Regions from separate parts of the Homo sapiens genome. Here region 2 is linked to region 1. The links are chromatin loops, found by intact Hi-C in ENCODE. Cell type or tissue: sigmoid colon. All regions are shown on one strand. Links, peaks and the distances in the headings refer to the core of each region. The heading gives the core; the rest is flanking DNA.

Region 1 (8,131 bases), core at 2,018-6,017:
GAAATTAAAATTAATTCCTTAGATCAATGTCACCAGGTGTTTTTTTTTTAAATATTATTTGCTTTAAAGTATGGGAATTCTAGGCACCAAAAAATTCAACAAAAAAACCTTCAAAAATAAAAAATCTAATATGTATTTTACTTGACAAATGATAAGTTTGCTTATGTTTTAAAACCTATAATTATAAATTTTAAATACAATCACTAAGAATTCCTAAAAGACACAGATAATAAATAAGGTAGTTTTAATTATTTTATATAGTAACTACATAAGAATTTAAAATAACTGTTTTAACAGTATTCAACACTGTTCTAATAACTGACAGGACAGAAGTGTTCCTGAAGTCTCTCACTGAATAGCATTGCTTGTTTGTACTTGGGTGTATGTCCTTGATAACTCGATTATTTCCTTTCATTACTTACTGCCTTTATAAACATTAATAAAATTATTTCTTCTCTGACTGAATTTTTTTTAAAAATCAAATATTTTTACCCTTGCCAGTTCTAACTCTAATTCTCCTTTCTCTCACCACTCCCAAATTCTCACAAAGAGAACAATCCGGTTCCTTAAAATAAGACATGCTTATAAGATTTTTCCCTCTCTGATGAGAACCAAATATAATAGAATGATGTTCTATCTGAAAGAAAAGAAAACTAAAGCTATTCAATCAGTAGCTAACATATAAATCAAAATATCTGTATATTAGTCTGTTCTCATGCTCCTAATAAAGACATATCCAAGACTGGGTAATTTATAAAGAAAAGAGGTTTAATGGACTCACAGTTCCACCTGACTGGGGATGCCTCACAATCATGGTGGAAGGCACAGGAGAAGCAAAGGCATGCCTTACATGGTGGCAGGCAAGAGAGATTGTGCAGGAGAACTCCCATTTATAAAACCATCAGATCTTGTGAGACTGTCACTACCACAAGAACAGTTTTGGGGAAACTGCCCCCATGATTCAATTATTTCCACCTGGCCTCACCCTTGACACATGGAGATTATAACAATTCAGGGTGAGATTTGGGCGGGGACACAGCCAAACCATATCAATCTGATTCAGTAATACACTCTTAACACTAGAAAGTAAATCAGAAAAGGCTGTACAAATGTCATCAAAGCCATGTTAGGCAGACCCCAGTCTTTCACTGGTTAATGTTAGTTGAATATTACCGAATGAGTAAACATTAACTATACCATACATGTGATTCTGCATTTATATATAAGCTACCAAGAGTACCTAGAAGTCTTTTGGGGCTCACTGCTTCTTAAAATGCATACATTATTTTCTTTTTAAAATGCTGTCACTAAATTGAGAAGTAGGAAATTACTACTGTCACACAAACACAACAAAAATGTACACTGCCAGCTTCCTCTGTAATGGATGCCTACTTATGTGGCAATTTAAAACACAGGCAGATCATAGGGATAATTCCCGTGTGTGTGTACGGCTGAGAGGAAAAGTATGGCCTGCCTTGACAGAGACTGCTTTTAAGTCTTTAAACTGTCCTCCTTCCAGTATTTATTCAGTATGCCTTCTATGCAGCTGAAAAATGTTGTTTCAAATCAGTGAGCATGTCTAAAATACTTAAGGAGGAGCAGCTGAGAATCTTTGCGGTGACTAAAACCTAGTAACTTTCCTCAGGACAGGCATTAGGTACCACTTGCTGCTTCTTAATATGCTGATTTAGCCTCCAACAGTGACAGGGCAATTGGTGTGAAATGTCAACTAAGGACTGGAGACTACTATTTAGAAGAGAAATTTGATCATGGCAGCATAGCAACACCAAGCAGCCCTGATTTTCCTTGCCAGATGACTAGCAGACATTTGGCGTCATTTAAATTAAAGAAAGAGCAATCTCCAAAAGATAGCTTCATTTGCAAAATTATAAAGCTCCAATAAACAGTTATTTGGGGAAAAAGAATGACGGTGAATACATTAAACATCTGTAAATTTAGTGAAGAATGAAAATCCGAAGAGAGTTTTCCCAAGCTCTTTGTACTATACTAGATCAACTCAGCTGACCTCCATGGTTTACTTTGCCCTCTCATATGATGCCTCTCTCCTTTCTCCTTTAATTGTGTAAGAGGTCTTGTATTTTAACTATATACTTACCCTCCATTTCTCACTAGTTGTAATTAAAAGTTGGTTAAATAAGCATGCCTTATGCTTAGAACTTCAAATGATATACTTCACTTTTCAATTGCCTACAACCTATGCTTTAGAAGCTAGCAAAAATCACTTCTTGAAATACCAACAGACCAGAATGATTTTTTTGAAAGCTTGCTAGTCTCATTGCTAATTAAAAAAGTGAATGTCTGCATGGTATCTAAGCTCAAGTTCAGAAATAAAAACTATTCTAATTAATTTTGATCTTTATGCAACTACATATGCTGTAATATCTAGACCAGAGTTTCCCCAAAACACTCCTAAAATATACTCACTTATGAGTATAAAAGCCCCAGCACACTATGTGGCTTGCAGATACTCTAAAATTCTTGTTTTTCACACATAAAAAACTAAGTAATTACAGTGAGATTAACAAAAACTCATGGATGTTACAATCTCCATCTCCATTACCAAATTCACCACACATTTTATGTAAATACTTAATGCAAGTAAGTCTAGAGAATAAAAAGGCTAGACCCCTTCTCCTTTGTTCTCTCCATGCCTTCTTCTCTTTCAATCCTTCTCTCCTTTTACATAAATTGTAACAATTAAAATAAGCTACCATTATCACTTTTCTATACCACATCTGATGTAAAATAAAACAGTAATACATAATCTCATTTAGAAACAAAAATGCCAACCTAGAACTACATGACCTCAGATAATATACTTAAAACTTTTTCATTCTATACTTCTTGGCCTTATCATATCATGTAATAATAATGAGAAGACAAATAGGAAAGGCAATAGAAAGAGGAAGAAGAAGGGACAGAGGAAGAGGGAGAAGAAGAAGAGAAAGAGTAGGAAGAGGAGAAGTCAGAGAAAAGAGAATTAAATGGAAAAATCTGTGTAAAACACTAGGCAGAGTGCCTGACACATGATAAGTGCAAGGCAGAGTGAGGAGATATGCTGCCAGAAAGCTTGGGAATTAAATGGATCTGGATACAAATACATGGGCAAAATATCTCTATAAAATTGAGACTATCAATACCAAGTATAGAAGTATGTTGAAAGGATTAAATGAGTAAATACAAAAAAGTCCTTAGTACAGTGTCTAGTATATCAGAAGCACATAAAAAATTGTTATTAAGACCTTCTATTTTAAGGTCTCATATAAGATACTTGATATTTTTAGAACATTTTAATATTTAAACTAAAAACATAATTACTCTCTACTGAGAAATCATGAGGATTAATTTCATTTCAATGGATACAATTTTTGAATCAAAATACAGTTGTTAACAAAGACATCAAAAATTATACATTATATTCATCTTTTTATCTAAACTAAAAAATACCCATTTGAGAGGTAGAAATTGATATGTGCAGTCACTTAATGAAAATGAACATTTCTGCAAGAGTCAAACTTGTTACTATCAATGACAAGCAAAAATGGCTATTTGAAAATCCACATTTTAAAGAAATGTTCTGAGCACATAAATATAACACTTGATAATTTATTTAGTTATTTTTTTGTTTAAGAACCACATTATGTTGTTGTGCTAGAAAAAAAGTGGCACAGGCAGTAAGATATAGGGCAATAAATTCTCTCTAAACCCTCTTGTAGAAAATGAGTCATTATTATTTATTATTAGACCTTTAAGTTGACGGACCTAGAATTTCTCAGAAAAGACAGTGTAAACAATCAGGGGTGACTGGTTCACAATAGACCAACATTTATAGGAGTAGCTGTAATTGGGGAGTAATGAGTCCTGAGACTAAATGAATAAATTAACCAGAGAAGGAGTAGACAGTCTTTTGTAACTAATGTCTCAGCTGTCAAGACACAACTTGGTTTTTGCTCTTAACTGGGCCTTGACAGCGTCAGCTCCCGTAGAATACAAGGACTGCCAACAGCAGGAGCACTCATCCACACTGCGGCCTGTTGGCATGCTGCCTGTGGCTGGATAATACATGCAAGATAGAGCATATGAGCTGGTATCTGGAATCAGTAACTGCAACTCTGAGGCTGATTTTTTTTTTTTAAATAAATCTGGAAGACAGATGTTTGCCCCAACCAGCCTGTTAATTCTGAACTGATTATGTTGCCAACAACAAAGGCACTAATCTGCAGAGAAAAGTATGAGTTTTTGACATTATTATAATAATTAAAAATATATCTATCATTTAAAATTAAGTCCTACTTACAGAACCATATTTAACTTATTATACTGAGTCAAATGTAACTTGGTCGCTGTCATTTAAGTCTATTAGAAATTCTGTTATTTAAAAATAAACAAAAAAGAGAGAAGGAATTAATGGAAGAATTAAAGATTTCTATTTTGTTAAAAGGAAAACAAACAATAAATAATGCACCATCTGTGGTTTTGAGGGAGACAGGGTCTCACTTTGTCACCCAGGCTGGAGTGCAGTGGCACCATCATAGCTCACCACAGCCTTGAACTTCTGGGCTCGAGTGATCTTCCCATCCTAGTCTCCTGAGGAGCTGAGACTACAGGTACATGCCACCACACTTGGCTAATTTTTTTTTTTTTTTTTTTTGAGACAGGGTCTTGCTATATTGCACAAGCTGGTCTTAAATTCCTGGCCTCAAGCAATCCTCCTGCCTCAGCCTCCCAAAATGTTGAGATTACAGGAGTGAGCCACCACCTGACTCCCATATGCTGTTAGACACTACAATTTCACTTACATGACTTAAGTATAATAAAGCAATCAAAAGTTTTCTCATATATGTGTAAAGATGTGCTATAAACAGTATTCATATCACCCACATAAAAAATAAACTATCAGTAGGAGATAGCTAAATAAATAATACATTCACAAAATTGAATACTATAAAATTAGTAAACAGATTTTATATAAGTTAATGGCTTATATAAAGCCATTTATATATATATAAAGCCAAAAACTTATATAAAGATTTTATATAAGTTAAAGTCATCTATGACTTAATGAACCTTTTAGCTCTAGCTAAAAGCACATTGTTGAAAAGCACAGACATAAGTCAGACATACCTGGGTATAAAACTTCCTCTACCTGACACTTGAGAGTGAGATGGGTGCTGGGCGCAATGGCTCACGCCTATAACCCCAGCACTTTGGGAGGCCGAGGCAGGCAGAACATTCGAGGTCAGGAGTTCAAGACCAGCCTGGCCAACATGGTGAAACCCCGTCTCTACTAAAAATACAAAAATTAGCCCGGCATGGTGGTGCGCGCTTGTAACCCCAGGTACTCGGGAGGCTAAGGCAGAAGAATAGCTTGAACCTGGGAGGTGGAGGTTGCAGTGGGCCGAGATGGCACCATTTCACTCCAGCCTGGGTGACAGAGCAAGATTCTGTCTCGAAAAAGAAATAAAATAATAAAATAAAATAGAGTCTTACCCCCTCCTCAAAAAAAAGTGAGATGGCTTTCGCCTCAAAATGTAACAGATTACAGACTGTAAGAAGACTGTATCTTATCTTCAAACACAATAACATATCTTCCTCATAAGGTTATTCTGAAGATGAAATTTGATACTGTGTATAAAGCACTTCCCACAATGTCTGGCAATAAAGATGGCTCAGCAACTGAAAGCCATCATTATGCGCCAAAAACACTAAGTTGTGAGGAATTGATGATAGCTCCTACCATCCCCAACGCCCCCCATGCACATACATACAAAATGAGATATTCTTCTAAAAAGAATGCCAATCAAATTTTAGTGTACACAGGAGAGAGAAAAGAAAACATGTTTCAATTAGACAAGGACACAGATGTTAGGAATCATTTCTTAAAAAACAAGCTAAGTGGCCGGGCGCGGTGGCTCACGCCTGTAATCCCAGCACTTTGGGAGGCCGAGGCGGGCGGATCACGAGGTCAGGAGATCGAGACCATCCCGGCTAAAACGGTGAAACCCCGTCTCTACTAAAAATACAAAAAATTAGCCGGGCGTAGTGGCGGGCGCCTGTAGTCCCAGCTACTTGGGAGGCTGAGGCAGGAGAATGGCGTGAACCCGGGAGGCGGAGCTTGCAGTGAGCCGAGATCCCGCCACTGCACTCCAGCCTGGGTGACAGAGCGAGACTCCGTCTCAAAAAAAAAAAAAAAAAAAAAAAAAAAAACAAGCTAAGCAACAATAATGGGGTTTTACAATTGTGGAAGCTTAATCACTAAAAATATTTGAGAAAAGAACTGCCAACTCCCTTGCCTTGGTGGCTTAGACATTCAACTGCAAGAGATGAAAAGACCAGAAAACTGAAATTCCAAAATTCCCAAATTCCATCAAGATTTATGATTTTGGGCCGGGCATGGTGGCTCACACCTATAAGGCCAGTACTTTGGCAGACTGAAGTGGGAGGATCCCCTGAAGTCAAGAGTTTGAGACCAGCCTAGGCAAAACTGGAAGATCCTGGCTTTACAAAAAAAAAAAAAAAAAAAATTAAAATTAGCCAGACATGGTAGCATATGTCTCGCTACTCAAGAGGCCAAGGCAGGAAGACTGCCTGAGCCCAAGAGGTCAAGGTTGCAGTGAGCCATAATAGCGCTACTGCACTCCAGCCTAGGTGACAGAATGATACCCTGTCTCAAAAAAATAATAAAAATAAAATTTAAAAAGATTTATGATCCATGATACTTTAATTAAAGTGACAGAGCATTTCATCATTCTAATGATAAATCGTATCAGGAGATTTTTTAAAGAATCATAGAAATCTTATCTTGCGAATGCAGTTTTTGACTTTAGAAGCTTTAAACAATTATGAAGAACAGATGCAAAGAACACCTGTGTATATAAAAAAGCCAGGATGGGTTTGGGCATCTCACAACGGGCTTCTACCTTCATGTCATTCAGTAAAAGTTAGCAAATGAATTTACAGAGGAAGGTTTAGAGTTTATTTCATTCTGTGGGGAGATAATAAGGGGTTAACAAGGAAAAGGGAAAACTAAATATCAAGAGATTAAAAAACAAAGTTAACATTTAGGAATCAGAACACCACTTTTAGTCCAACTCTATAAATGGCTAAATGTTGTTTAATGTTACCAAACATTACTTGATCAGATTGTCTTTGAATTTATGGGATACCATGAAGTTCTCTTTAAAGATTCCATTATGTGAAATAAAGAGGTTGGCCTTGGATCAGCACTGTTTCTCTATATTTACTTTCACCCAAAACACTATTAACTAGCACATTCAGATCAGAGCATTTCTGTTGAGGCGAGCTTGCTATGTTGTTAAAAAAAAAAAAGAGGTGAAATGACATACGGATTTTTTTCTTTTTTTGCCTCACTTTGGGATTATCTTTCAACAATCATCAAGGATTTCACAGACTCTCAAGTCCCCAAGTAAAGTTTGATGACTATCATCATAGAAAGAACACTGTACAAGTAGCTGAGAATCCCAAGTTCTGGTTCTAGCTCTACCACTAACGACCTATGCGCAGGACCAGCCAGCTTTGGTGGGTGTGAGACCTGTGCAGTCAGACGAGGCTGACTGACTCAGTGAGGACTCCACATTCAGAAGGACCCCATGTTTGGTTTCATTCTCTGATGCTGCCATTTTGAAATTCTAATAATTTCTTAACAAGAGCCTCAAATTTACATTTTGTACTAGGCTCTACAAATTGTGTAGTTTTTGCCTGTGTGAGTTTTGCAAGCCACTTGAGCTAATTCTCATTTTGCTCAAAGTAATTACAAACCCAACACTCCCTTTCCCCCATGCTGCATTACCAGAACATAAATTTTACATTAGATAGTGCTTTCTGATCCTAAAGCCAACTCAAAGAATCTCATTTCCAAGAGATTTCATTTAGAAGACAGAGCCTATCACTGTTGCCCCAACCCTTTCCTTGTCTGAACCTTCCATTAAATAATTAGGTGCCCTCTACCATTAATTGTGCTTTCTATCTTAAAGGTATATTTGATTACCACATTTTTTTCAAAAGTGCCTTTGTTCAAATACTCATTTAGTGCTGACACTACTCCATGGAATGTGGGAGGAAAATGCACTCTCTAGCACTGAGAGATTTA
Region 2 (8,131 bases), core at 2,120-6,119, 270 kb before region 1:
TCTTATACATTAACATAAGGTAAAAATATTTTCATGTCTTAGCATATTAGTTTTCAAGCTATAATATATACATCGAAATTCTCAAAATGCTTTTTTTATTCCTCTAGGAATTTGATGAAATAGATTTTTATTCAACAATTAAGATTGCAGTGTATGCATTTTACAAATAAGTTCTCATAGTGTCAATTTACATTTGAATTTCTTTTGAATTTTAAGCCTACTAAATAATTAAGAACAAATATGATAGTTTAATTTAATTTAAAGAACTCTGAACAATTCTCCTACATCTATTGCTCAGGCCAGCCCAAGTCACTCTCTTTACCTACACTCAAAATTAAATGAAACTATAATTTAAAAAATTTCATCTAATAAGTACTCACATACATGACATCTTTTCCTAGTCCTTCAAGCCCCATCAAATAAGTCAATAACTTTTATAATTCTAAAAACAATAGTTCAGTTTAGAATAAAATTATTCCCTTTGCCTCACCCTGAATATTACTTTGCTGTTTCCTTTTTACATATACGACGAATTTCTAAGTGCCAAAAACTTAGTGTACCATGTAATTAATGGGAAAAAAATACTTATTGTACTTGTCAACACCTTCTTATAAACTCTCTTTATATTTCCAAAGCAATTAAGTTATCTTCTGGCAACTCATAAAAAAAAAAAAAAAAGAAAAATCCTAAATAACCTTGGCGGCTTTGCCCTGCTATTATAACAACTAAATTTGTCCTTTTCTTTGATCTTTTCTTACTGTCCATAATTTCTTTATGTCTTTTAAATGAAAATACTTTTATAAAGGTCCCATCTTTACCTAAAAAAAGTGCATAAGAAGATAGAATTCTTCTTCTTTTAACAAATTCTCTTAATTCCATTTCTTCCTGTTTTAAGACCTCCTCCCATCCCCAAAGAAACAAATGTCTACAAAATAAAAATATTCAAACATCCATAGTATTAAGAATTCTATAATTACCAAGCTCTTAAAATCTGAGTCAGTGAAAAACATGATTATTTACAACAAGCCCCAGTTAATCATCTGCTGAACTTGCTAAAGGTACCTCTTTAGTATACTGATTTCCTCTTCTATAATGACGCAAAGCCCGCCAGTTGTACACACAGTTAACAGTAATGCGATAAAAACCCCTGCACAGGAATCACCCGGGGGACTTTCCAAATGCAGATGTTCTCCTTAGCTCTGGAGTGCAGCTTGAGATGCTGCATTTGTACCCATTGCTTAACAGAGCTCCCAGGCAAGGCTCAGACTGCTTGGCTACAGGCCCCACTTCGATGGCAAGAGAATAAACTGCAGTCTTCTTGTTGACATAAATGAGCAATAGATCAACATAAAGTTTTCCTGAACTCTAGATGGATGGCTTTTGATAAGACAAGAAATTATTCTCTTAGATTTGTCACAAAACTGTATTGACATGGCAAATATCTTTTATTTTCTTTGAGCTCTGGCAAAAAGAGGGTCTGTTTTCTAAGAAACTTTTAGCACTGGGGGATAGAAATTGCTTTTAAGTTCAAATTGTGCAGCAATTTACAATTGTACTCATTTTCATAGGCTGAGTAGCGAAGTTCCTTATCTAAAAAAGCCAACAAAACATGTCCTTGTCTAGGAATACATTAGGCATATTTTAGAAGGAAATCTGAAATTTAAAGCACATAGGAAATGGAACAATTGAAATCATCTCTTACTTGCCTACACAGTGCAACTCCATATTTAAACAACCTCCTGCTCTGGTATTAGTTGGTGTTAAACAATCAAGTCAGGAACTGAAATGTCTGAGATTTTATAGCAGTTGTAAGCTAACAAGTAAGCCTCCTACAGTGTCATAGATAAAAGGCAGAAAAAATACAAGCCCTCTGAGTCAGAGACAAAGAGTTTATTACTCATAGCAACAGAGGAGCAGAGTAACATCTTTGTTTGCACAAGCTGCCCAAACCTCAATTCCCACAGGATGACAGGAGGACAGCCAGGGGTCACCTGCATAGGTAGTGAGATGGGTTTCCAGCCAGGAGTCCCAAGATGAGGAAGTCCCTGATCTTATACAGGGGCTTCTGATGGCCCACACTCATCCTCCCCTCCAGAGAGACACAATAGTTTAATTACTCTGCATTGAAAATCTCTTCGGGAGAAGGAGAAATCTCTTTACTATCCTGGAATGCAAATAAATCTGAATAAATTGGCTGTTAATGCTTAGACTTAAATGTGAAAGATTCATAAAGAAATGTCTCCCAACAGTTGGTGGAAAAATGTTGGAAGATGACACTAAATAACAATAATCATCATCATAATACATGATTACAATATATAAGCACTTTACATGTGACATTTCACTTGGTACTCAACAACATTTCAGCAAGTTAAATTATCCTGTCCATTTTTAAGATAAGGAAACTGACAGAAGCCCTAGGTTACTTGTGTAAGGTCATAAAACTAGTAGTTTCCAAAGCTGCACAGTTATTCCTATGCAATTCTACCAGTCCATCTAAGAGACAGGGTTGCCTGTGAAGAATGAGTCAAACCAGATGTGAGCTTACTAACACTGTCCATGCAGGGATAACGTGTTGGCAGGATCATTCCATCGCGTTGCTCTTTACTTGATATAAACCAACATATATTGGCTCCTTGAACCGCATACTGTGGGAAGCAAAGACTTTTACAATCTTTAGAATACCATATTCAGAATTATTGTTTATATAGACAAATAATAAGCACAGACCTGTCTCACACAGAGGTCTGGACCCAGGAAATCTGCAGGCTTTTATAGCAGTTGCATTTAGGGAAAAGCTTCCAGCTGGGAAAGGGCTCACCTTCCTTTCCAGCCTCCTATTTAGCTATGGTTCTTCACTTTTGACTTTGTACTTACATTTATAAACTGTCACTTCTAGGACTGCTGCTTAGCGACTACAATCTGGACAAAAGGTACAACTAACTTTTTAAAAAGTTATTTCCTACAAGCAAGAGCAAAGATATAAGGAATTATATTTTGATTATTTTTTTTTCTGGTAAAAAATCAAAGACAGTATTTTATAATGACTGTGAATTGGAAAAGCTTCCACGAGGAAAACTGACTCAAAGATCCTTAACATAATCATAACATGTGCATCTAATTCTTTAGTAAGAAATGTGTGGTTTTATTAAAAGACATGAAGATCTCCTTTGGTTGTTAACTTTTAGCATATTGTCTGCAATCCATATACATTTTCCCATCATCCTCCACTGGCTTGCAGTATTTTACTCCTAAAATGTCAAACTCCCTCACATTCATAAACAAATTCAAATCCCTGTGTCAACACTTGAAATTCTGCCTGCAAATCAGAACACGCTGTGATTGAATTGCTGCTCCTATCATCTACCACTGACTCCTATCAAAGCATATAACTGGATTAGTGGGAAAACAGCTACATTATGCTTGCATTTCAGCTTTGCTAACAGCAGGCTTCCTTTCTGCAACAAAGAACAACCCTGGAGATAGTAGAAACACTCAGAAATGATGCAGCGTTAGTTCTGACATCTTATACATGATTTAAGCATGAAAAATTACTGTTATTTTTAAAAAGAATGAAAGAAACTTAGAAAAATAACCCTAAAAATGAGAGGCTACTTGATTTTTCTGTTTGGTGGCTTCTGGGCAACTTTGGGAAAGTGTTAATATAGATTGCATCCTGAGTCTTTGGATGACCCACATTCTTTTGGGTATGAAGATAAAGAGAAATGCATGAGGTCTCTAAGGAAAAATTACGGTCAAAGTTAACTATAGAACCACTCCCTCCTTCCTCAGTGCCTTATTACTATGGATTCCTGAAGTTACAAAAGCTAAAGGTATATTGTTGCTTTCCTGGACTTTCAAACAGCTTTAGAGAGAAAATAAAATACACATGCACACATGCACGCACACATACAACTTGACATTATAAATATATTTTGAAGGTTTTTTTCCTGAGAATTTCCATATCAGTAAATTGTTAAATCTGTATTTAATGAGAAGGGCCTATATGTTAAAGATAAAAATGTAATTTTACTTTTTTCTTACCAGAATGTTGCATAAGAATCAATTCTCTTTACCTGTATCAATTTCAGACAGTATATACTCAAAATAAAGCAGACTAACTCATAAGACTGAAAAATTTCTTTAAAATTATGAATTTAACGTGGTTGACACTAAAGATTATATATAATGTGGTTGACACTAAAGATTATAAATGCAAATAAGAATATATGAAGTTTCATAAGAGCAAAAGATACACGGTAAAGAAAGTAAATAAATATTCCTGAAGATTTAGCCTCATAACTTTTTGGTTAAATCTAGAATCATGAATGAAGATGGCTACACTCCAGTTCTTTCTCTTTTCTTGGAAAAATTGCTAAGACTTTTTCTACTGTTTTCTTATCCGCAATATTAAGAATAGTAGTATTATCAACCTCACAGGGTTGCTGTAAAGACTAAACAAATTACTATGAAAAACACTTAGAACAGTGTCTGCCACTTGAACATTGCTTTAAAAAAATTAAATGGCCTGTAATCCCAGCACATTCGGAGGCAGAGGCGGGCGGATCACAAGGTCAAGAGATTGAGACCATCCTGGCTAAGAGGGTGAAACCCCGTCTCTACTAAAAATACAAAAAAGTAGCCGGGCGTGGTGGCGGGTGCCTGTATTCCCAGCTACTCAGGAGGCTGAGGCAGGAGAATGGCGTGAACCTGGGAGGCGGAGCTTGCAGTGAGCCGAGATGGCGCCACTGCACTCCAGCCTGGGTGACAGAGCGAGACTCCGTCTCAAAAAAAAAAAAAAAAAATTAAATAATTACCTATCAATTATGATTAAATAGAAGGTTAATGCACAAATAACAAAAATAATGAACACGTGTTTACTTTGGATTTTATTTGTACTGATTTTCTGAGGAGCAAATCTATGTCTCAATGTAATCACTTAAAATTATTTAGTGAGTTTTCAATCATAAAAATGTATTAATGATTATTTTGAAATAATAAAATTAAACAAAAGTGTACAGTTAACAAAACTTCAGAGTGTAGTTGACAAAAAAATGATATTTTTATAGTAAATAAGAGCCATAAACAAGTAAATAAGTAACCAAAACTAATTAAGCCTAAGGAGGAACTAGGAGCTGGGACCAGTAATACCAGGAGCTGAAACCAGTAATACGTATCTCCAGAAGCAGAGTGGAAAGTCACTATGACCTCATCTTTCAAATGTCTTCCTGATTATTTATCTTTTAAGTTCCATTAATTGTGCGTGTTTCAATATTACTTTTCTGCCCTGTTTATGACATATTAATGGAGGTATTTTAATAACTTTTAACTTGAGGTACTGAGGTGCATACTTCCAGGTGAAATGTATTCCCAGTTTTTCCTACGAGTAATATATTCTGTTTTCCCATATGCTTTTAGCTCACACATTCAAACCACACCAAATGAGTACACCCAGCTTAGGATTTACAAAGAGCTGTCAGTGCATCAGTAAAGTCTGTATTAACCTGGTTCACAGAAACCACAAGAAGATATCCTGCAGTTGTGTTTCTTAAGAAATTAGTTAACAATTTTCTTCAAATAAATACACGTTTAACAACATATTTTTTTTAGGAAAATCAATGGCCTTTAAAACTGGCAGGCTTTAAGAATCCCAATGCCCATTCTAAGTTCTTTAGGAAATAAATGTTAGTTGCTGACTAAATGTTGACAGTATAAAATTCATTCAAAGCTTGCTTAATCAGAAATCATTTTAAAGCATTTTATTGATAGCATTATTCAGTTTCTAATCAAGCTAGATGATATTGATGCCCTATCCATTTTTCCATTCATGTCAACCCAACTTTTAACTGCCTGAGATTGCAGGGAACCCTCTGCTGTTGCACATGGTGGTCTGGGAATGCCAGAGAATTAACATTACTTGGGAATAGTCATCAACTTTATATACTCCAGCATATTTTTCCCCTTGGAAGGGATAACTCTAATTCATGAAATCTATACTTATTCCCAGAGAAATAAGCTGCACTCACTCACAGTGGAAACTTGTTTGAAGATGAATCATTTATTAATTCTCTGCCTTGTTTTAATTCCCACATTTCTCTAAGTCTTTCCTAGAGTTACTTTCCAAATAAACCATTTAAGCTTGAATCCTTGTCTCAGTGACTATTCTGGGGAAAATCAATCTAAGCAGATACCAACCAGTGTTCTTAGTAAGCAGACCTTCAGAATGGGATTCCAGAACTGAATCATTTCCTAAATTACATACGGCAACAAAGACCCTATTTGTACCTGGGGGCACAGTCATCACTGGAGTCAAAAAACTCCTCAGATGCTATGGCAACACAATTGCTAAGATTTTCATCTGCAGTGATCAGAATAAAATACTGATTAATGGGGATGCACCTAGCATTTGAGAGACATGGGGACAACAGTAATCATAAAACTATGAGTTGGCTGGTTGTTGAATTTCACTGAAGAAAATGATAGCCTTATGTCAGCCAACTATCAACTAAGGCCAAAGTAAGAAAGCCAGAAAACCTGTGTGGCAACTAATTAAAAGATTCTCATTTCCCATTTTGGGAAGGTCAGCATGTGCTAGAAATTTGGCTCAGAATTTTCTTTTGAGAATCTCAGAATTATAAAGTACGCTGCATTCACAACCTTGGCAGCTTTCTATGCAAAAGTCAGAACATCAATAGGCAAGGAGAAGCACCCTTTGTACTAGGATGAGGACATCTAAGTGGACTTCAGAATATAAAATTCTGGATTCCCCTATACCCTCTGGACAGGCAAAAGTAACCTGTGACCCTTAGTTAGAGGGCAGTAGCTTCTGCGTTCCTAGAGACCATAAAAGATGATGCATACTTTCCTCATGATCTGATCCTATCTCATCTAATGGCTTTAGACAACAAAAAGGCCAAGTACCATTTGACCCAGCCATCCCATTACTGGGTATATACCCAAAGGAATATAAATCATGCTGCTATAAAGACACATGCACACGTATGTTTACTGCAGCACTACTCACAATAGCAAAGACTTGGAACCAACCGAAATGTCCAACAATGATAGACTGGATTAAGAAAACGTGGCACATATACACCATGGAATACTATGCAGCCATAAAAAATGATGAGTTCATGTCCTTTGTAGGGACATGGATGAAGATGGAAACCATCATTCTCAGCAAACTATCGCAAGGACAAAAAACCAAACACTGCATGTTCTCACTCATAGGTGGGAATTGAACAATGAGAACATTTGGACACAGGAAGGGGAACATCACACACCAGGTCCTGTTGTAGGGTGGGGGGAGGGGGGAGGGATAGCATTAGGAGATATACCTAATGCTAAATGACGAGTTAATGGGTGCAGCACACCAACATGGCACATGTATACATATGTAACAAACCTGCACATTGTGCCCATGTACCCTAGAAGTTAAAGTATAATAAATATGTGTGTGTGTGTATATATATATATATATAATTTTTTAAAAAAAGGAAAGAATCCCAAAAGGTTACATGACAATAAACCTACTCAAAAGTTAAAAAAAAAAAAAAAAAAAAAAGGCCAAGTATCAACACGGCCCACCTTGAAAAGTACAGTCTCTACTCCAAGAAAACAAAAGAAGATATTTAACAAAAGAGTTGCAGGATCTGCCTAATATGAACCAGAAGATACTGAGATAATATGCCAGGGAATGGATGTTTAGGGTTATTGAGGCAAAATATAACTGGCCATCAATATGTTGTGGAAAATAAGTAACCTACAATTAGAAAACTCATGGACTCCTATACAGTTATAAATGGCATGGCTGGTTGTCCAAAGTCCTAAAAGGATCAAGATTAGAAGATGTTCCTCATACATAGTTTTGGAGAAGCAACATGAGGATGGACCTATGGAGGTAGGCATGAAGCATAAAGATGTCTTTGTTTTGCATCAATGTGTGCTAGAGAACATTCGTCACAGAAAAGGCACTAAACAATTGGGTAGATAAGATGATCTGTCCACTGGAGATCATCCAGCTCTGTATGTGTCAACTGTACTGCTTGCAAAATAGGCCCATGAATGGAGGAGCTTGATAGTAGAGAGAGAGGATACACATGGGCCTAAAAGCTCCTCCAGTTTGATG

The links. Hi-C counts contacts between places; a loop is a spot of excess contacts. Peaks named below come from ENCODE experiments on the same cell type or tissue, not always from the same donor. Only the 100,000 strongest peaks of a DNase experiment are listed, where the experiment ranks them.
Region 2: it touches region 1 in a loop (5-fold over the local background); 1 of 110 quality-filtered maps calls a loop at or near these places.

The regions. Positions count from the first base shown.
Region 1 is chr7:82,315,927-82,324,057 of GRCh38, forward strand. All of the region lies in intron 3 of CACNA2D1 (calcium voltage-gated channel auxiliary subunit alpha2delta 1), which reads right to left. It overlaps LOC107986813 (a long non-coding RNA gene), which reads right to left. Exons shown (of 2, transcript XR_001745254.2): 2 at 7,339-8,131. Among named protein-coding and RNA genes, the nearest start is that of CACNA2D1, 120 kb to the right of the region's middle. In sigmoid colon, for the core only: no CTCF peak of the experiment used is centred there; a DNase peak (open chromatin) is centred at 4,045.
Region 2 is chr7:82,048,465-82,056,595 of GRCh38, forward strand. All of the region lies in intron 10 of CACNA2D1 (calcium voltage-gated channel auxiliary subunit alpha2delta 1), which reads right to left. Among named protein-coding and RNA genes, the nearest start is that of CACNA2D1-AS1, 43 kb to the left of the region's middle. In sigmoid colon, for the core only: no CTCF peak of the experiment used is centred there; no DNase peak of the experiment used is centred there.